Linked DNA regions of Homo sapiens: all the other regions are linked to region 6. Evidence: chromatin contacts called from ENCODE Hi-C or POLR2A ChIA-PET data. All regions are on one chromosome and are shown on one strand. The core of a region is the stretch at or near the end of the contact, and the rest is flanking DNA. Distances in the headings are between cores, read along the strand shown. Region 1 has its middle 59 kb from the start of SNX9. Region 2 holds the start of GINM1 (glycosylated integral membrane protein 1). Region 3 has its middle 88 kb from the start of ARID1B. Region 4 holds the start of ARID1B (AT-rich interaction domain 1B). Region 5 overlaps ARID1B (AT-rich interaction domain 1B). Region 6 holds the start of FBXO5 (F-box protein 5). Region 7 holds the start of TAB2 (TGF-beta activated kinase 1 (MAP3K7) binding protein 2).

The links. A loop is a pair of places that touch in the nucleus more often than their neighbours do. ChIA-PET counts read pairs that join two places held with the same protein, here RNA polymerase II (POLR2A). Pooled maps may share reads with other maps.
Region 1: a pooled map shows a loop between it and region 6 (20-fold over the local background). The contact joins the enhancer-like site here to the promoter of FBXO5 in region 6. A Hi-C loop is called at or near these places in 2 of 37 single-sample maps with no recorded cell type and 6 of 50 pooled maps.
Region 2: a loop to region 6 is called in a pooled map, with 17 times the contacts of the local background. The contact joins the promoter of GINM1 here to the promoter of FBXO5 in region 6. A Hi-C loop is called at or near these places in 1 of 37 single-sample maps with no recorded cell type and 12 of 50 pooled maps. POLR2A ChIA-PET finds 5 or more read pairs at or near these places in 1 of 52 experiments (A673).
Region 3: a map of CD8-positive, alpha-beta T cell shows a loop between it and region 6 (22-fold over the local background). The contact joins the enhancer-like site here to the promoter of FBXO5 in region 6. A Hi-C loop is called at or near these places in 1 of 168 maps with a recorded cell type or tissue (CD8-positive, alpha-beta T cell), 1 of 37 single-sample maps with no recorded cell type and 11 of 50 pooled maps.
Region 4: a loop to region 6 is called in a map of naive thymus-derived CD4-positive, alpha-beta T cell, with 10 times the contacts of the local background. The contact joins the promoter of ARID1B here to the promoter of FBXO5 in region 6. A Hi-C loop is called at or near these places in 2 of 168 maps with a recorded cell type or tissue (both naive thymus-derived CD4-positive, alpha-beta T cell), 1 of 37 single-sample maps with no recorded cell type and 10 of 50 pooled maps.
Region 5: a loop to region 6 is called in a pooled map, with 26 times the contacts of the local background. The contact joins the enhancer-like site here to the promoter of FBXO5 in region 6. A Hi-C loop is called at or near these places in 1 of 168 maps with a recorded cell type or tissue (CD8-positive, alpha-beta T cell), 1 of 37 single-sample maps with no recorded cell type and 10 of 50 pooled maps.
Region 7: a map of naive thymus-derived CD4-positive, alpha-beta T cell shows a loop between it and region 6 (19-fold over the local background). The contact joins the promoter of TAB2 here to the promoter of FBXO5 in region 6. A Hi-C loop is called at or near these places in 1 of 168 maps with a recorded cell type or tissue (naive thymus-derived CD4-positive, alpha-beta T cell), 1 of 37 single-sample maps with no recorded cell type and 8 of 50 pooled maps.

Annotation. Positions count from the first base shown.
Region 1 is chr6:157,763,114-157,765,813 of GRCh38, forward strand. No RefSeq gene overlaps it. Among named protein-coding and RNA genes, the nearest start is that of SNX9, 59 kb to the right of the region's middle. RefSeq lists enhancers at 1-205, 1-906, 479-548, 1,439-1,488 and a silencer at 839-948. Within about 2 kb of position 1,303, at least 35 of the 41 ENCODE cell types and tissues checked have a DNase peak (open chromatin) inside an H3K27ac peak, as active enhancers do.
Region 2 is chr6:149,564,925-149,567,624 of GRCh38, forward strand. GINM1 (glycosylated integral membrane protein 1) reads left to right here and starts at 1,451. Exons shown (of 8, transcript NM_138785.5): 1 at 1,451-1,610. The coding sequence starts at 1,491. RefSeq lists enhancers at 618-747, 1,998-2,047 and a silencer at 1,178-1,727.
Region 3 is chr6:156,687,540-156,690,239 of GRCh38, forward strand. No RefSeq gene overlaps it. Among named protein-coding and RNA genes, the nearest start is that of ARID1B, 88 kb to the right of the region's middle. RefSeq lists an enhancer at 1-323. Within about 2 kb of position 1,277, at least 8 of the 41 ENCODE cell types and tissues checked have a DNase peak (open chromatin) inside an H3K27ac peak, as active enhancers do.
Region 4 is chr6:156,775,933-156,778,632 of GRCh38, forward strand. ARID1B (AT-rich interaction domain 1B) reads left to right here and starts at 1,446. Exons shown (of 20, transcript NM_001374828.1): 1 at 1,446-2,700. The coding sequence starts at 1,749. LOC115308161 (a long non-coding RNA gene) reads right to left here and starts at 2,586. Exons shown (of 2, transcript NR_163974.1): 1 at 2,314-2,586; 2 at 428-1,499. RefSeq lists silencers at 1,170-1,519, 1,540-1,779, 1,930-2,079, 2,150-2,219, 2,470-2,699 and an enhancer at 2,663-2,700.
Region 5 is chr6:157,019,688-157,022,387 of GRCh38, forward strand. All of the region lies in intron 4 of ARID1B (AT-rich interaction domain 1B), which reads left to right. Among named protein-coding and RNA genes, the nearest start is that of MIR4466, 240 kb to the left of the region's middle. RefSeq lists silencers at 1,679-2,198, 2,499-2,588. Within about 2 kb of position 1,349, at least 40 of the 41 ENCODE cell types and tissues checked have a DNase peak (open chromatin) inside an H3K27ac peak, as active enhancers do; they include CD8-positive, alpha-beta T cell, where a contact is called at or near this core.
Region 6 is chr6:152,981,650-152,984,349 of GRCh38, forward strand. FBXO5 (F-box protein 5) reads right to left here and starts at 1,392. Exons shown (of 5, transcript NM_012177.5): 1 at 1,208-1,392. The coding sequence starts at 1,310. RefSeq lists silencers at 826-895, 1,376-1,695 and enhancers at 1,726-1,945, 2,236-2,355.
Region 7 is chr6:149,316,450-149,319,149 of GRCh38, forward strand. TAB2 (TGF-beta activated kinase 1 (MAP3K7) binding protein 2) reads left to right here and starts at 1,263. Exons shown (of 7, transcript NM_001292034.3): 1 at 1,263-1,566. RefSeq lists silencers at 406-475, 526-1,065, 1,156-2,055 and enhancers at 2,146-2,325, 2,486-2,595.

The sequences.
Region 1 (2,700 bases), core at 53-2,552, 4.8 Mb after region 6:
TAGAAAGTGAGGGAAGTCACGCCCAGAGGGTGCTGATGTAGGCCTGGTGATGAGGGTATAGGTGGCCACCGTCCCAGGTGGGCTCCACCTCTGCCCTCTGTGATGTGGAGTAGGGGCTGGGGCTCCTTGGGTACAAGGCAGGGAAAAGGGGAGGGCGGCGGGGTTGAGGAAGCTGCTCCGGGCTTCCAGGCCAGACCATCCCAGAATGAAAGGAGTTTTCCCCATGGATCTCCAGGCCTTCTCCATGGAATTTAGACAGCTGAAGGCAGACACAGGTCCCTGCGGGGAAGTACCTGCTCCCTCTTCTAACAAGTGCAAAGCAAGCAGGGCAAGGCTCCGAAGGGAACAGCTGGAGCAGGCCCAACCCCAGGTGGCCCTGGGGTTCCGTGGTTGACCCGGAAGCAAGTCAGGCAGGGAGCCAGGAATGTGGTGACTCACATTAGCTATGTGGAGAGAGACCAGGGAGTGTCCCTTCCAGGTGGAACCCCTCCTCCTCCATGAGTCACCCGGCTCCATACACCTGCCTGATTCCAGCAGCCCAACACACCTGTGCCAACTAGCAGCTTATGTTTCTCATGTGCTTGCCTGTCTGTCCTATTGACGATTCCTCAAAACACCAAGGGGAGGTAGCATGAAATGTTATCCTGGAAAACCTTTGTGAGTTAGAAAACGTGGCCAAGTGCCCCCAGTTGATGACTGGCAAATCTAGAATCAGCCTCATGACGTTTCCAGTGTGTTACACAAACCATCCAGCCTTGCTGCTTCTCCAAATACTGTATCTATGAAGTATGCCAGACTCTCAGCAGAGAGGATTTCTACGGCAGTGGAAGAGAGCAAAGCAGGTGTCAAGGTTCATTAATCTCATCTTGGTCCCTTTCTGAAAACTGACACACTATATCCAGGTTGCTTTTTAAAGCTCTGTGTACGTATCATGCAAATGTATACTTGCTTTGTGTATGCATGTTTAGGACTATTTCTGATCCAGATGCTGTACTAAATTAAGCTAGTTTTAATGATGTTATTCTGGAGCTAACATAGTCTTCCGTGGTATTTCCCATGGCTGTGCTCTGTCTAGTATATTTCCAAGTCATTACCCGGCTCATGGTCATTGGCGTTCACATTGAAGTGGCCACAGATAGAGAATCACACAAGCTTCACATTGAATTCAGTCCATTAAGGCCTTTTCCTTGGTAAAACTGAGGGGGAAATATAAATTGAAGCAGCAGTAACCAGCAAATAGACCTTCTCCCAATCTACCCGAAACTGGCTCTCTGCCCTCAACCATGTTCAAAAGCCTTTGCTATAAATGTACAGAGGAAGTAAACTTTAACCACACTGGGGCTCTAAAAAATGACTCTGGTTTCTGTATGTGACTTTCATAAATCAGTTTAATTACGTCACATTTCCACCTCAATTGTATGATAACAAGGTCTGAATTGCCCAGTAGAAGGCAGAAAGAAAAAAAATCCGGATGTTTTTGTCATATGGAACCTTCCTACACAGTCTGTTTTTCCCCTGGAGCTGACGATGAATCACTTCTCAACACTGGCGGGGGCCATCACGTGGCCGGCATGGAGCTCGCCTGGAGGAGCGAGGTTGAGGCAAGCTCTGTGCAGGAATGTGGCTGCAGTGATGTGGCCTGACACTTCCTTAGGGAGTCCAAATGTGACTAAGGCTCTTTCTCAGTACTGTATGGAATGAATAACCACATGTGAGAAGATGTACAGCTCCTGCCTTGCATCACTGAGCTGGAAAATTTGCTGGTAGCACGTAACATCTCTTGCAAAGTATAATTACAGATCCCTGTGCTCTGAGGGTTTGCACGGAAATAATTCAACCTAAAATAGTAACAAAGGCTGAGTATAAACCTGTGATGTATTATTTTGGTGCAAAAGTAACTGCGGTTTTTACCATTACTTTTAATGGCAAAGATTGCAATTACTTTTGTGCCAACCTAATAGATTATCTAAAAAGGAACAGGAAGAACACCAAGAGTTAACAAGCCTATTAGGGTTAGAAAGAGACTCCTCTTGCTTAGACAATGGGCGTTACCCTCAGGGACACCGAGCCCTTCCACTCGGATCTGATCTCCTCCACAAAGAGTTAGATGGGAGATATTTATGGGCAAGTATTTGGGCATGGATATTCCCGCTCCCACCACATTGCAGAGGTGCATGGAGGCACACAGCTATGACTGTGGGGGCTTCGGGTGTTCATTTTGAAATATATTTGTTTTTTTTTGTTTGTTTGTTTGTTTTCTGAGACGGAGTCTCGCTCTGTCGCCCAGGCTGGAGTGCAGTGGCGCGATCTCGGCTCACTGCAAGCTCCGCCTCCCAGGTTCACGCCATTCTCCTGCCTCAGCCTCCCAAGTAGCTGGGACTACAGGCGCCCGCCACCACGCCTGGCTAATTTTTTGTATTTTTAGTAGAGACGGGGTTTCACCATGTTAGCCAGGATGGTCTCGATCTCCTGACCTCGTGATCCGCCCGCCTCGGCCTCCCAAAGTGCTGGGATTACAGGCGTAGGCCACCGCGCCCCGCCTGAAATGTATTTGTTTTGTTTTATCATTTGAGCGTAGTTTAGTAATTTTCCAGAGAGAGAGGACCTGGCATAGATTCAGCAGTGTCACCCTCAAGAGCCAAAATGTTCACATCTGCTAATGTTCCATCCTGACCCTCCTGCTGTAATATTTATTCACAG
Region 2 (2,700 bases), core at 201-2,700, 3.4 Mb before region 6:
GGTTTCACCATGTTGGCCAGGCTATTCTCGAACTCCTGACCTCAAGTGATCCACCCGCCTCGGCCTCCTAAAGTGTTGGGATTACAGGCGTGAGCCACTGCACCCGGCTTCTAGATTCCTTTTTTTTTTTTTTTTTTTAATAGACTCAGGCGATCCTCCTGCCTGCGTTTGCTGCATAGCTGGGAGTACAGGCACAAATGACCACGCCCATCTCCAAATTCATTTTTAATTCCAGCAGTAGGAAAAAAAGGAAAAGGCCAAGTTTGCAGATGGAACCCAGAAGTGTGTGGGGCTTCGCTGTGAAATCACTTGTAGCTTAACAATGGCGTGGGGAATCTCAGAGTAAGCCCGGAGTTAGTTGAAAGGAGTCTTTAGCCAAAACGTTTATAATTTATTCTGGGGCGGGGCCGGGGGAGGGGGCGGTGGCGGTCAGCAGGCCTGTGGGAGGAGGGTGTTCAAAGGAGTAAAGGGGGCTCAAAGAGAGAAATAGATTCTTGTTTCCTTTTTCATGTCAAAAGTTTTATTTCATGTCAAAAGTTTTATTTCAAAGGAAGACTAAATATTACTCTTATTCTGCCTGAATGGCCAAGTTTCCAAGTTTTTCTCAATCAACATGCAATCCTGTTAATCTAAAATGCTTGAATTTCTTGCTACTCTGCTTTACAGGGTTCCGTAACTTTTTTTTTTTTTTAAATCTGCAAGGTGGAAGAAAAGTCTAACACTTTCACTTTAGAGTTACGATACTGACCAAAAAGGCACTGACAGCCCAGGTGCGCTGGCTTCCTTCCAGCTGAGCGCTGTCCCCGCGCCGCCTCCAGGGGTCGGCAGAATGCTGAACAGTAAGCATGGCGCATCCTCAACCTTGGCCCCACAATGAATCACCCGAGAAAATTAAAAAACCACCAGGGCCCGAGCCGCAGCCCAGGCTGGAAAGTGGGGTGTTCAGGAAGACCCCAGTACTTTTTAAAGCTGCCCGGGAGAGTCCCACGTGCAGCCAAGGGTGGGGAATTACCCACTTAATAAAAACTTCCCCTGTAAATGCGATGTTTCATTTTTAATGTATAACAGTTTTCTGAAATATTACCGTTGTTTTCATCGTATAGGTACATGTACATGTGCACACACAGACACATGCATGTGTGTAAATACTAATTTTAAAAATAATGGTTACGAGGACATTTACATCGCTCCAGTTGGAGTCCTGTCCAATCCTGAGGGCGGGTCTAATGAGGGGCCGTACCTTCCAAGATTTCACTCCGCCCCTCGACGCCGCGCGGCGCTGCGCGTGCGCAAACGCCTTTCCCTGGCGAGCCGGATCTCGGAGCGTCCCCGCGCCTCTCCGCGGCCGCCCGGGGAGGGGAGGGCCCGTCCCGCCCCTCCCCGTCTCTCCCCGCCCCTCCCCGTCCCTCCCGCCGAAGCTCCGTCCCGCCCGCGGGCCGGCTCCGCCCTCACCTCCCGGCCGCGGCTGCCCTCTGCCCGGGTTGTCCAAGATGGAGGGCGCTCCACCGGGGTCGCTCGCCCTCCGGCTCCTGCTGTTCGTGGCGCTACCCGCCTCCGGCTGGCTGACGACGGGCGCCCCCGAGCCGCCGCCGCTGTCCGGAGCCCCACAGGTAGGGCAGGGCGGGCCTGGCTGGCCGCTTTACGACTCCGACTCTCCGGGAGGCCCGGGCTGTCCACAGTGACGCTTCCCACATCCCACCGGCGGGCAGGGGCGGGGGTCCGGGCCCCCGAAGGAGGTGTGGGGAGAAGCACCCCAGGAAATGGGGGCGGCGTGGGAGGCCGAGGTAAGAGGAAAGGGACCCACTGGGGCTGCGTCGCTGTGAGTGAGCCTCGAGCCACTCCACACCGACTCTCCGGCGGCCCAAGCCGGCGCGCGACCTGACGGGGCTTTGCCGTCGAAGCGCGCGGTTGCCGGTGATCAGGCCTTCGTAATGGCGCCTTCCCGGGGTAGAGCCAGCGCTTGGGCAAGGAATGTTTGTGTGCTCGGGAAGTGTGGAAGTTGCCCACTTCGCGCATTTCCAGGCCACTTGTGCCTGCTCGGCCTGCGATCGCGAGGGTCCGCCGTTCCGAGGCTGCGGGGCTCCGCCGGGCTCAGGTGGGCAGAGGGAGAGACCTGGCCCTCGCGCGACGTAATGTTTTTGTCGGATGTTGGAGGAGAAGTTCTCACGGCGGGGCGCGATCGGCGGTGTCCGCATCCCCTGGGGACTCAGCCCGGCCTCTGGGGGCGGGGCCCAGCAGTCCGGGTTGGAGAGTCCTGCAGGTGCTTCTGATGCCAGCTGAGGTGGGAGAATCGAGGCATCCTAACATTAAAACGTGGCTGATGCTCACCATTCCTGCCGTAGAGTCGTGCCTACCTAGGCCAGTATCAGCCTTTTTTCAGTAGAATGGTAGGGAAAAGTTTGAATATTTTAAAGAGCAAGTGTTCTGAGAATGACAAGAAACTATGTCGGTACACCTCTTCCTAGTCAAGACTTGAATATGAACACTCTAAATACAAAGGCGAAGGGCACGGTAAGTGTCACTTTGACCAACAAGGTGAAACCCCGTCTCTACTAAAAATAGAAAAATTAGCTGGGCGTGGTTGCAGGTGCCTGTAGTCCCAGCTACTCGGGAGGCGGAGACAGGAGAATTGCTTGAACCCGGGAGGCAGAGGTTGCAGTGAGCCGAGATCGTGCCACTGCATTCCAGCCTGGGTGAGGG
Region 3 (2,700 bases), core at 27-2,526, 3.7 Mb after region 6:
CGCGGAGCGGGCGGCGCCGCGGAGTTTGGGCGGCAGCGCGGCCCGGCGAGGAGCTGGAGAAGCCGGCGGCAGGGGGACGCGCACGCCGAAGAAAAGCCCCTCTCCCGCGTCCCTCACTCGCTCCTGGAGGCCGAAGAGCGGGGCTCGCGATGCCGGTGCAAGATTCCCAATCAGGCCTGGGAGGAAATGGATGCAATTAGGGCACACCCCCGTCCCGCAGTTGCCAGGAGCCTGAAGATCTATGACCGACTTAAGCCATTTCTGGAAAAGTCATATTTTCCAGGCTTTCGTGAAATACTCATTGCTCCTATTCTAAATCTGGAGGCGAATGTGCATCTATTTCAGGGGGAATGAAAGATGTGAAAAGTAGACTGGGCTCCGGGAAATGTGGGTAATGGGACTGGACCTGCGCCTGGGGTCCGCCCACCCGTCATCTCCCGGGAGCCCCCCGACGTGTGCCATTAAGCATAAGGCGCGTTAAGCGCTGCCACAAAGTCCCGAAAAGGCGAATTAAAAAGGATCACTTCTCCCTCAGGATCTTGATTTTTACTAAGGGAAAACGTGCGTTAAAGAAAAGCCAGCGAGCGCTGGCGTGGCCCTGTCATTATCTTGGCGTCTCTGCTGACCTCCATTTCAGCCTGGACTACACTGGGTTCCAGTTCTGTTTTCCTATTTCCCCGGACTCCTAGAGGGTGGATACCAAGGCTGATTGTTGTCTGTTCTGCCCCAGCCCTCCAGGGTACACCATAGGTGCTCAGTAGATGACTCCTGAGTATATATTGGAGGTGATAGTAAAATGCTACCAAGCACAGAGGAAAGAACAGTTAAAGGGTCAGACGGTGCTTTGTGAAAGGCCAGGCATTTGAGCTGGATTCTGAAGACCAACTCTAGATGACAGTAAAGGCCACTCCAGGTTGAGGGAACAACATGAGCAAAGCAGGGAACCTACAATGAGTAGGAAAGTGATGAATCTGCATAGGGGGTTACTCAGGGGGCATAGAAAAGGAAGCCAGGAAGCCACTGAATACCTTGCCACACAGGTAACAGCCAGGAAAAGCACAAAACATGCTGTTCAGTGGTTCTGGAATATGGGCATGCAAATATATAATAAAATAAGCAATGTGGATATACAAAAACAAAAGTAAAAAGAAAAACAGGACAGTTTATTGGGGAATTTCAGAAAAAGTACATGAAACAAAAAAGAAATGTCAAGGAAAATCCCTGGCCTGAAACTCCCAGAACAAAACATTTAATACCATTTGTGGGGGCTCTTTATGAAAGAGGGAGAAAGAAAAGAGGTAACAAAGAGGAACTAGTGTTTTGATTAAAGATCTTTGACCATAACAATGCGAAAGCATAAGGTCTCTTATCATAAGAGACCTGTGTCTTATCCTGTATCATAAGACACAGGAGATTTTAGACATCACTGTTAAGAAAGAGCTGGAACTCAGAATTAACAAGAGAAGAGGGAGAGATTAAACAGAAGATAAATGTGGATCATCAAGGAATTTTAAATTGTAGCACAGTCACTCAATAGAGTATTATGCAGTCATTAAAACTGCAGTGTATTTATTGGAAGGATGTTCACAACCTATTGTTATGTGAAGAAACAAGTTACAGATGAGCAGATCTGGAGGGACATACTTAAAATGTTAGCAGCGGCTCTCTCTTGATGTTTTGATTGTTAGTGATTTTTCGCTTTCTCCTTCATGCCTGTATTACCTGAATTTTTACAATGAGCAATTAATAAAACAATAAATGAACACAAGATTAAGCAAAGTTTTAATCTTGTGAAAATGTATGTGAGTTTTCTGTTGTGAAACTGAAATGATGTCTGTGGCATTGGAAATCCTCAAGGCAAAGAAGGAAAGAAGAGAGCCTCCCGAGTCATACTAATCAGAGGCCTGCACACGTGCTATTTGGTACTCTCTGTACCATCTGGCTCAAGCTACTTCAAGACCTGTCTGGGCCTCAGCAACCTGATCTCGAAATGAAGGGAATATTAGCATCTACCTAACAAGTGGCTATGAAGACCAGAAATGATATCTGTAAAACGCTTAGTGCTCAGACCCCACGAGGCGCCCAGGGCTCCGTGAGTGGAAGCTCTCATAGGAGCAAAGAGCATAGGCTTTAGAAAATGCCTTTCTTCTGGGATCCTTCCTTTACCACTGTGGTGGTCATTAGAGCTGTCTGCAAAAATTCCTCCTCTCCCTTTGAGATAATAAGAGTGTACTTCCTTGGCCCTCTGAAGTTACAGGTACCATGTGACAGCCTCTGGCCAACAAAATAAACAGAAGTAACATGTGCCAGCATTGAGCACTTTGCGGTCTTCTCCTTTTCCACTTGCATGACAACCAGCAGTGTCCTGGTAGTGTCTGCCGAGGTCCTAGATTGAGGAAGAAGCCTCCAGAGACCTTGGTAGACATTTAGCAGGAGGGAGGAATAAATCTTTGATATTGTAAGCCACTAAGATTTGGGAGCTCTTTGTTATCAAAGCTCAGTTTAAGTCACCCTGACTGACACAGCTACTTACTAGTTTCGTGACCTTGAGAAAGTGACCTACCTGCTCCAGTTTGCCATCTATTCCCCTGAAAATCTAGGTGTTAGCATTCCTACTCCATAGGGTTGGAGGGCAAAATGAGCTCCATATCCAAAGTGCTTGGCACATCCTGGCACCTGTTAAGTATACATGGAATGACA
Region 4 (2,700 bases), core at 196-2,695, 3.8 Mb after region 6:
GGTGTGCACCTGATTCCCTCCCCCCGACCCCAATTAGTCACCAGTTTTCCCATCAATCCTTTTCTATTTAGTCATGTAACATATTTACACTTGGTCAAACAAATAACCACTGCTGCAGTGGAAATGAACTAAAATAGTTTTTATGGAAAGCTGAAGAATGAAATAATTTTGGAAAACTATACTCTACCAAAACCGTAAGTATTGTTTCTGCCAGGTTTTAAATGCTTTCTCTCAATGAAAACTGAGTCCACACTAGTACAAGTGGGTCATTGCCTAAGGTTAAGAAGTCTTGCTTTTTAAAATGTTACTAGGGGACAATGCACATATTGAAAACATTAATAACAATGCAAATATTAAAAACATTATAAAATGTTAATAGACACCAATTTTTAAGAGAACAAAGTATGGAACATTTCTACATTAGGACTAGAGTTGACTGTTTTATATTATTATTGAAGTTATATTTATTAAATATAATGTCTATAATATTTTAGTTTCGTTCCACATCTCTTTGAAATGAATGTATATCGAGAGGGTTAACTGTGCACACGAAGCTCTGAAACATGATGAAAGGTGTCATATAGATTTATGAAGATACGAGCTAACCCATAGCTGTCGCTGTTCTGGCACCAAGAGTTAAATGTTCATGTGAAAGTTGGCGCAGAAAACACCACTGTACATACTCCACAGAGGACATCCAAGTGCATGTAAGAAAAATGCTCCTTTGGGAATACGTGGACATATTCCTTTGGAAATACACTGACAAACCTACATACGTGTTTAAGGTGCCTTCAAAAAGAGTTATGTAAACATTCTCTTTGGGGCGGGTGCAGTCAGTCATAAGCATTTATTGAGTACCTACTGGGTACAGGCCATAGGGCTCTCTGACCGGGGCTAACCTTCATTTCAAATCTTTCCTAATTTTGCAGTTGGAAGAAGTTGTGGGAATTACGCCGATGGCCCGAAATCAAGGCAGAGGCGAACGTTCTGAAAATTACATAACTCCTGGGAGAGACCGTGCTTTTGCAGATTGCCTAAATATTTTCTTTCTCCGTCGGCTCCTTGTAACCTCTGAGGCCAATAGACAACTTTGTTTCCCAGCCCTTCTCCCTCTTTTGTCTGCTCGTCAGACTCGTTTTCCACCTTTGTATCGTTCCTTTTAGACGTGAAAACAAACATGCGAACGCCCGGTTGGCAAGGAGACAGCGGCCCGGGGGGAAAGTGCAGGTTCCGGCCGCCCCACGCCGCCGCGCTCCGAGCGGCCGCCGAGCCGCCCCGGCCCCGGCCCCGGCCCCAGCCTTAGCCCAAGCCCGGCTGGGTCCCGCGAGGCTGCGCCGGGGCGGGCGGCGGCGGCCCGGGGACGAGTCCAGTCCGCGTTTTGCGAGTGCGCGGGAGTAATGCGAGCGAAGTGGATAATAGTTGCTCGAGCTCGCCCGCTGCCTCTCAAGCCATGCTGGGCCCGATAGGCTCAGCTAGTCGTGTATTTACCCATATCCGGGCTAGAGAGGAAAAGAGAAAAGTTTCATTTAAACCTGAACTAAAAACTTTCACCATGAAAGCACACAGCAGGAGCAGGCCCAGAGCGTAAGGCGTGCCCGGCCCGGCGCTCCGGCGGGGCCTGCGGAGGGGGAGGGGGTCGCGGCTTCCCGGCGGGCCGCGTGGATGCGCACAGGAGGGGCCGCGGCCTGAAAAGTGGGGGTTATTGTCTCCCCCCGCCCCCCGCCCGGCCTCGCCACGCCGCGGCGATCATGGCCGCGCGGGCAGCAGCGGCGGCGGCGGCGGCGGCGGCGCGGGCGCGGGCGCGGGCAGGCAGCGGCGAACGGCGGGCGCCCCCCGGGCCGCGGCCGGCGCCCGGAGCCCGGGACCTGGAGGCGGGGGCGCGCGGCGCGGCGGCGGCGGCGGCGGCACCGGGACCCATGCTGGGGGGCGGCGGCGACGGCGGCGGCGGCCTGAACAGTGTGCACCACCACCCCCTGCTCCCCCGTCACGAACTCAACATGGCCCATAACGCGGGCGCCGCGGCCGCCGCCGGCACCCACAGCGCCAAGAGCGGCGGCTCCGAGGCGGCTCTCAAGGAGGGTGGAAGCGCCGCCGCGCTGTCCTCCTCCTCCTCCTCCTCCGCGGCGGCAGCGGCGGCATCCTCTTCCTCCTCGTCGGGCCCGGGCTCGGCCATGGAGACGGGGCTGCTCCCCAACCACAAACTGAAAACCGTTGGCGAAGCCCCCGCCGCGCCGCCCCACCAGCAGCACCACCACCACCACCATGCCCACCACCACCACCACCATGCCCACCACCTCCACCACCACCACGCACTACAGCAGCAGCTAAACCAGTTCCAGCAGCAGCAGCAGCAGCAGCAACAGCAGCAGCAGCAGCAGCAGCAACAGCAACATCCCATTTCCAACAACAACAGCTTGGGCGGCGCGGGCGGCGGCGCGCCTCAGCCCGGCCCCGACATGGAGCAGCCGCAACATGGAGGCGCCAAGGACAGTGCTGCGGGCGGCCAGGCCGACCCCCCGGGCCCGCCGCTGCTGAGCAAGCCGGGCGACGAGGACGACGCGCCGCCCAAGATGGGGGAGCCGGCGGGCGGCCGCTACGAGCACCCGGGCTTGGGCGCCCTGGGCACGCAGCAGCCGCCGGTCGCCGTGCCCGGGGGCGGCGGCGGCCCGGCGGCCGTCCCGGAGTTTAATAATTACTATG
Region 5 (2,700 bases), core at 99-2,598, 4.0 Mb after region 6:
CCTTTTTATGATAAAACTCAGTCATCCACGCTCACTCAACTGTCATCTAATTGCCTGCGAATCCATGTTCTTTAGTCTCCTGCAACTTGTGCCATGACCTGTATTTCCTGCTGCCAGCGGGTCACCTCCGCGGATATACCACAAGCATGTCAAATTGCCGAGGACACAACCATGCCATTCATTCTTCCCACCAAGCCAAAAGAAAATCTGGGTGTATCTGGACGACTCCTGTCTTCCCCTTCATATGCAGCCATTATGTTTCTAGAGCTAGAACCATCTGAAAATCTTAAGTCCTTTAGGGTTTTTTCGCCCCCTGCCTTTCTCTTTTAGCAAAGATAAATAAAAAGTGAAACAAATTGGCACAACTTGGAGGATGAAGAAGTAGCAAAAGACAAAGCTGTTAGAGGGATAGGAGAAAGTCATTTCAGGAAGGAGGGAATAGACATAACAAGCAAATTTGCCGTTCAGGAAATGTTTTATTTAAGAAAATTAATAATATTTAGAAAATAAATTGGATGGAAATAAATTTTTAACATTCCTTCTCTGATGAAGAACTGACCTAAAATGTAGTTAGTTCTTTATTCTTGCTTTTTAACCTTGTAGATAACATCATGTTAGTCATTTACCCCCATACAAGTTGAGCACTCTGTAAGGGATGTAATTTAAACATGTCTCAAAACCAAAAACCAGTCCATGGGCAGATCTTTTTATTGCGATAATATATAACTACATAACTGTAAATTGGAACCTAAAAATATATATTTAATATGAAATTAATTTTTTTTAATTAACCCAAACTTTAACTTTTTTATAAGGGGTTGTGTTTGAATGCTTTAGCCACTAGGCATGTGTTTTTCTTTCTGATGCTGTTGGAGCTATAAATAGTAGGTAGAACTGAATGAGATGGCATCACATAAACAACAGCCTAGCTTGGTCATTTCTCCTACTCAGATCGCGAGTCAAAATATTAAACAGTGGTGGTTTCAAACTATATGTAATTTCCTCAAAATTATGCTTCTCTAATATTTTTTCCATCGCTTTTTCCTCACCAAAGATTTGTTACCTCTCCCCTTATATAACTCTTGGTCATAACTCAATAAATTATTTTTTTAAGGAGTGGTACGTGAGTTTATGCTGTACGTGGTTTCTTTGGCTGATCTACTTGAGTCCTTAATTTTCTTACAAAAAGTAACCTGGAACTTATGGCTAGAAACGATACATTCTTACAATATTAATGGCCGAAGGAACGTTACTTCTTTGCAGAATTCGATAAAGAAATGAGAAATTCGGGGACCCGGAAACTTTTAGCGCTTGCCCTGAACAGCGGCCCGGAATCTCCCGCCCACCCGTCCCTGCCCGGATGCCTGCGCGGCGGCGGCGTCCTTCCCTCCTCGGCTGCGCTTTTACTCTTGGTCAGGGCCCGCTTGAGAGAGGGGGATTTTAGAGAGAGGGTGTGAAGGACGCAGGACCGCTTTCAGGCCGCCAGCTCTCAGGCCTCGCTTTCCGGTCCTCACTGCGCGTCCACACCTCGCCTTGGTTTCTTTTGTTTTATTCAAGCCCCGGCCCCGCGGTACAGCGGGGAGACTCGCCCGCGCCCACGGAAGAAGCCGAGCTCCTCCGAAGGGAGAACCAGTGATTCCACGGACCCCGGAATCCCCCGGGAGTGGGACCACCAGGCAGCGGGCGGAATTAACCCTGCCGCGGAGGCGCTGGGCGAGGATGAGGGCGGCGAGCGCGGAGGGGACCGAGTCACACAGCAGCCCGGCGGCCTCTGCCGGCAGGCCCCGCTCGCTCCTTTCGGCCCGACCCGGGCGGGGGTTCCGGTGCCGCCCTCCCTACCCCGCACGTAGGCTCGTGGGGGCGGGGACAGGGGGACGAAAACAACCGCGTCCTCAGCCTGACTGAACAGGCTCGGACTCCTCCGACGGCGCCGCGCCGCGCACAGATGAGCCTTTGTGGGACCCCGCGGAAGGAGGCGCCGGCCGCAGCCACATTCCTTTCCGGGCAAGCGCGGCCGCCGCCTGCAGGCACCGTCCGCCCCGCGCGCCCGCAGGCTCCTCCTGGAGGCGGGAGGCGGCGGCCGCTCGCACAGCGTGTTTTCTAAAGTTTCTGCTGACACAGCTTCGCGTACACATGAGCCGGCGCGGCCAGACTCACGCAGGCACCGAGTGTTTCCCCTGCGCCGTCTCGCGCCGCCGCCCCGCTACCTCGCCGCGCGCCCCTAACCTCTGCGTCCCGCGTGGCGCGCCCAGCGCTTAAGGTTTTATTTTTCCCCTACTTCCTTTGGTGCATCTCTTTCCCCCTCTCAAAACCACCACCCAAACTTAAAGGCTGGATGAGTTGGAACCCGTTCGCGTAATTAAAACGAGTGGCTGACGGTGGAAAAGCCAGGAACTACAGACGAAGGACGCCAGCAGGGCCGCGGAGCCCAGGCCGCCAAGAACAGGGCGGGGAGGCGGGGCGGGGCCGCGGAAGGGGGCGAGGTGGAGGGGCGGGGCCGGCGGGAGGTGGGCGGGGCGAGGCTGGCAGGCCGCCGCCATTGGCTGTTACCCGACGCACCGAGGCTGGGCGGCTTAGCCAGGCACTTGGATTCTATTTGTGTAATAGCTGCTTCTTGGAGCCAAGTGCATGCTCATCAACCTTCCTTGCTGGGAAAACCAACTCACAGCATTTTTTAAAAGCCGAGAAACGCCTAGGCTT
Region 6 (2,700 bases), core at 142-2,641:
TATCAAAAAAGAAAAAAAAAAAACCCTCATAAGGCCATCAAGCTTCAGAATTTCGATGGTAGACTGACGATCCAGGATCTTCTAGAAATATATTTAATCTATTAAAATTAAAATTAAGTATTTTTTTCTAGAGTTCTTTTTTAATAATAGAGTCATTACAAAATAGTACAATGCCGAATTGCTAAATTTTTTCATTTTGGGTTATTTCTCAGGTAAAAATAAGTGCATATAGATTTTATTTAGAGGTAGCAACAAAGAGGATAAAAATAAGCATTTGAGTGCATTCCATTCTCTGCAAGCTTTGAAATAAAGGACTATCTAATTCTTCATGAGTTATCGGGAAAAAGTCACCAATTCTTCGATTCTTACAAAATCATCTTAATACTATGGACAAATTCAAGGTTCGTAGTAAAAATTGCTTTTTTTAAAGTCTTCCCTTTCCACTCCAGGCCCTGAGACTGGGTTAACGGGCAAAGGGAGAAAAAATTGGGAAAAAGTAACGTTTTTGTTTGGATGTCCCAGTTGAGTTTGGTCCAATGAGTTGGGGGGGTGTCTCTCCATTTGGCGGGAGTGGGGAGGGAGACCCTGGAACTCCTGAGGGATCGGTGGGGCTGCCCCTCAGGGCGCGGGACACGCGGAGGAGGCGGGAGATAACCGCGAGCGCGATCTCCCGCGCCCGCCAGCAAGGCTGGGACCGCGAAAAATCGGGGAAACTGCCTTTGGCTGTGAGGGTGCGGGGCAGATGTAGAAAAGGGGCGCAGGGGGAGAAGGTGAGGCACCTGGCCAGGCCCTGGGGGCTTCTCGCTCGCAGCCCTGTCACCGCCGGGGGCCCCGGGGTGGGGGAGGGGAGGGGCATTTGGCGCCTATTCAAGCAGGGTGGGGTAGGTGGGTCTTCCGAGGAGGAAAAAGGGCGCCCTGGGATGCCACGACCCGCACCTCCCGGGGCTGGAGTCCACGGTCGGCGTGGGTGGCGGGACCCCGCGGCCCGCCATCCCGCCCCTGCACATCTGGCTCTTCTGGCTTCCCCCCGACACCCAGCCGCCCTCCTCCCGGACCCAGGAACCGCTGCCGCCGCCCGAGGCCGGGCGTGTGGCATGGCCGCGCGTCCAGGCTCCGAGGGACGTCGGGTCAGGGTCTCAGGCTGCGACCCTCCCCGTGCACCCCTCCTGGCGTGCGCGCCCCCCTCGCGACCGCTCCCCTCACTCACTATCCGAGGGTCGAGGGCGCCCGGCGGCTGTCACTGCGCTGGGGCTGGCGCTGCAGGAGCAGCGGGGTGGCCGTAGGGCGCAGCTGCAGGGGCGCCGGCTCATGCCAGCCGACGTGGAGTCTGCCTCAGGTGGAGGAACCGCTCCGGGGGCAGCTGAGCAACCTGCCTGCTTCACAGACCTGTATCTCTTAAAAGGCGCCAGCTGGTACTTTTAAAATCTTTGAATTTGGTGCCTAAATCCGCGCGGTCCAATGAGACGCGTCGCTTGCATGCGCGCACCAATAGGAGGGCAGTGGGTGGGGGCGCCCTCGTCCGCGCCCAATTGGAGGCTGCCGAGGCGGGGCCGAGCCGCGAAGCCCAGCCCCCTTCCAGCTTACCGGCTCCCCACGTCCGGAAAGATGCTACGGCCGGGGGCGGGACCTCCGAGCACGGGGAGGCCGCGGCCCGGCCACACGTGTGGAGGGTCTATCACGCATGCGTGCGCCCGCCAAGATTCCTTCCGCCGTCTTCTGGACCGGCCTCCTGCAAGTCCTAATCTCAGCCCAAATTCAGCGCTGGCTTCCATCTGGAGATCTTTGATGGGTACAAATGGTAGCCGACTTTCTTCGATCATCTCTCGAACGGGAGTTCGGTGAGCAGCAACTCGGCTCGTCCGGGAATCCAGACTTTCCGGAAGACGGACCCTCCCCCCAGTCCAGCTTAGCCCGCCTCTCTAGGATTTACGCGCGCGCTCTGCTCTCCCTCCTAACTCGACCCTCCCCTTGACCCACGCCTCTGCGCAGGCGCCTTGGCGGGCTGTGGCTGCGGAGTTGGCGGGTCGGCGCCTGCGCACTGGAGTCCCCCGCGATTTTTTCCTCCGGGGTGGGCGAGGAGGCTGTGCGGCCTTCCCCAGCGGCTGTAGCAGGAGACCTGCGGCTGCATCTCCCAGGGCCTTCCGGCGGGGCCGAGGGTAGGACCGAGGCACTTCTTCCTTGCAAGCGCGTTTATTTGTATTTTCAACCACACTTCAGACGCTACTGGTTTATAGGAACGTTAAGTTTACTGAGTGTGCAGCTACGCTCCCCTGGGTTTTTGTTCCTTTCCTTAAAGGGCCAGGTGTAGGAGACAGTAGTCCTGCTCCCAAAAAAAGAATAAATAGAAGTGCCCGCCCTCTTGGGCTGGACCCCCGTGGCCAAGGGAGTTTTTAGTGATGGCTGGCATGGACGTCAGTATGAAAGTGTACCGGAGTATTAGTGATGCTTAACTTTTCACAATTTGAATATGCACTTAAGTAGGGCAGTGCATTCCCTGAACTCAGCTTTATGGCTACAGCCCAGTGAAGCAACGGGATGTGAACTCCAAAACGGCGAATCCTCCTTTGCTGTTTCCCTCTGGTGCCTTTCTGCAGCCTCGGAGTGAGTTCTTGGCTGTAGTCAGTTTTCAGTACCGTTAGTGACGAGTCCGGTGGGGCGCGGCCAGGATTAGGATGAATCATACAAGTGCTGGGTGGATCC
Region 7 (2,700 bases), core at 13-2,512, 3.7 Mb before region 6:
AAAATGGTCCTTTAGGATTTTTCTCTGGAGTAAGAATTGTTTCAAGGAAGAAACTGCCAGGGATATGGACATTTTGGACAGGGGCAGAAAAATGCCCTAGTGTTTTGGACACCATGGAAGCGCTAGAATTTTTAAATAAATATTTCACATTGTGAGAAACGTCTGAGTATTAAACACGCTTTTTTTTTCCCTAGGGGGACACTAAACAAATATTTATTTAAGGAGGTAGAAACTTGAAGGCCCCCCCTCTTCCCGCAAAGCTAGTCTTTGGCTCTGCTTCTAGGACTTCTAGGAACGTGCAATTAAAATAAAATCGAAACAACGAAACCCTCGCAGCATTTAGATTTCTTTTTTCCCCCTCAACTGCTCAAGAAAAGTCAGAAGCCGACACTTTTTCCAAGTCTCGAAGTTGCCAGTTGTGAGGCTCCCAAGACGTCTCCCGCACACCCTAGGGACGATTCTGCACGGGTCCCTCCCGTTAGCCGGCGGTGCGATCCGGCTCCAAGGGGGTGTGTCCCGGACCGCAGCGACCCGGCGCCAGCCTCCGCCGCGGGCCCACCTGCTCCTCTCGGCCGCCGCAGCGCCCCGGGGTCCGGCCGGGCCCCCGGACCCCACCCGCGCGGCGCCGCCGGCCGCCCGGCAAGTCCCGCCACCCACTTCCGGACCCGGCCAGCCCCTCCGCTAGGTGCAGCTGGGACGCGAGCTCAGTTCCTTTCTTCCCTCAGCCCAAACTGCTAGCGGCCCCCGTGGCGGGAGGTGGAACCCGCAACCTACCCCCAAGGATGGGGGGCCCAGGCGGAGAAAGGGGGTCCCAGCCCTCCCCGGGCTGCCCGCACCGGCACCCCCCTCGCACGGCCCCAGCGGCGGCCCGCGTCCTCCCTCCAGCCCTAGCAAGACAGGCGTAGAGACTGCGAGTGTCGGGGGAGGGGTACAGGTCGGAGGAAGAGCATCCCCGGGCCGCAGCCGCAGCCGCCGCCGCCGCCGCCGCCTGCTGCTCCCCCGCCGTTCGGCTAGGGGAGGCCTCGTCACAGCCGCCGCCTCAGCCGCGGCTGCAGATCTCGCGGTGTTTGCCGGCCGCCGCGCCGCCATATTGTGTGACAGTATTTTGATTTGGACTGGGCTGGCGGAGCCGCGGCGAGAGCGAGCGAGAGCTGGGGGGGTGGGGGGAGGGCAGGCGAGCGCGAGGGGGGTGGGGGCAGAGGGAGGTGGGGAGGCCGAGCGAGCCGGAGCTGAGGATTGGGGAGCGGCGACGCCGCCCAGCCGTCGTTTTTGATCTGCTGCAGCCGCCGGCGGGGCGACCCAGCCCGACCCCCTCCCCTCCCCCTCAGCCAGGAGCGGTGGCGGCGGCGGCGGCCGGAGGGAGTTGGCGGCGGCGGGCGAGCGGAGGGGGCTGAGCGGGGAGGGAGGGAGGGCTGAGGTGTCCCCCCTGCCGGGTGGAACCGGAGGCGGCGGCGGCGCTGGCGGCGGCCGTGGTGGCGGAGGCGACGGTGGAGACGGCTGCCCTAGTGGGAGAGGCGGCGGCGGCGGCGGCCGAGGAGGAGGAGGGGGAAGCGGCGGCGGCAAAGGGTAAGCGGACAGCGCTGCCGGGCCTCGGCGGGATCCCCAACCTGGCTCTCCCCTCATCGCCCCGCACCCCCCTCCGTCTGGAAGGGGCTCTGCCGCCTCGCGAGGCCCGTGCGGGGCGTTCGCTTCTAACTTGCACTCTTCCTCCCTCCGCCTCTTTCCTTCCCCCAGTGGCGTGGCGGAGAGGGAGGCCCCCCGAGTCCCCCAGTCCGGTGGGGGTGGGGAGCATCGGGCCGGGCCTGGGCTCCGGGGCGTCCGTGCGGGGGGGGAGGGGGAGCTTCATTGGAATCGAGCGCCTAGGAGAGCCCCGGGTGGGGGAGGGCGCAAGGGGCTCGGGAGGGCCCCTCCCTGCGTCGGCGCCCCTGACCCGCCCCCAGGCATGTGTGAGGTGGGGGCGGGGGAGGAAAAATCTCCTTTTGGGGAGCCGAGGTCTAGTTAAAGATGACTCAGGGGCGGGGGTTTTGGGGACAGACACGGGGCAGTTATGTGGGGGTCGGGCGGGAGGGAGAACATCGTTCCTTTGCGGATCTTGGTTTTCTGCAGCCGTCTTTGAAGTGGGGGGCAAGCCCTACTATGAATATGTGGCCCCTTAAATTTCACTGGATGTTTCTGGTTTTCGGTCCCATCAACCTCAAACCCTACGATTGTGGTTGAGTCAGGGAGGCTGCAAGGGTCTCTTGGCGGTGCTGAACAGGTGACAGGTGGATCTTTCTGTTGCTGATGCTGTGAGATGTTCAGGCACAGTCGTACACCAAAGTGTCAGAGACCGTGTGAGTTTGTATTTATGTGTTTGGCCATGTTTCATTCCATATATAGTATATTTGAGATGTTAGGTTTCCATTCTTCAAGTCAGCTTAATTGTTGTGGATAAATTCTTCAAATGTTTCTGATAAGAGGGTTTTCCAGGAGAGCGGAGGGAATTTGCAGCCTCACAGGGGTTTCTCCGTAGTTCACGAAATTTAGGCCCCCAGTGCAGGCTGTTGAGTACCCTTATTCATTGGAAAGTTCTTGAACGCTAAGATCGTATTCAGAGCAACTGTACGGCAATATAATTTTGCATCCATTTTGTCTGTTTTAGGTAAGTTTGTAAAGTGTCTAATTTTGGGGTCAGATTGATTCACATTTTAGAAAAGGAAT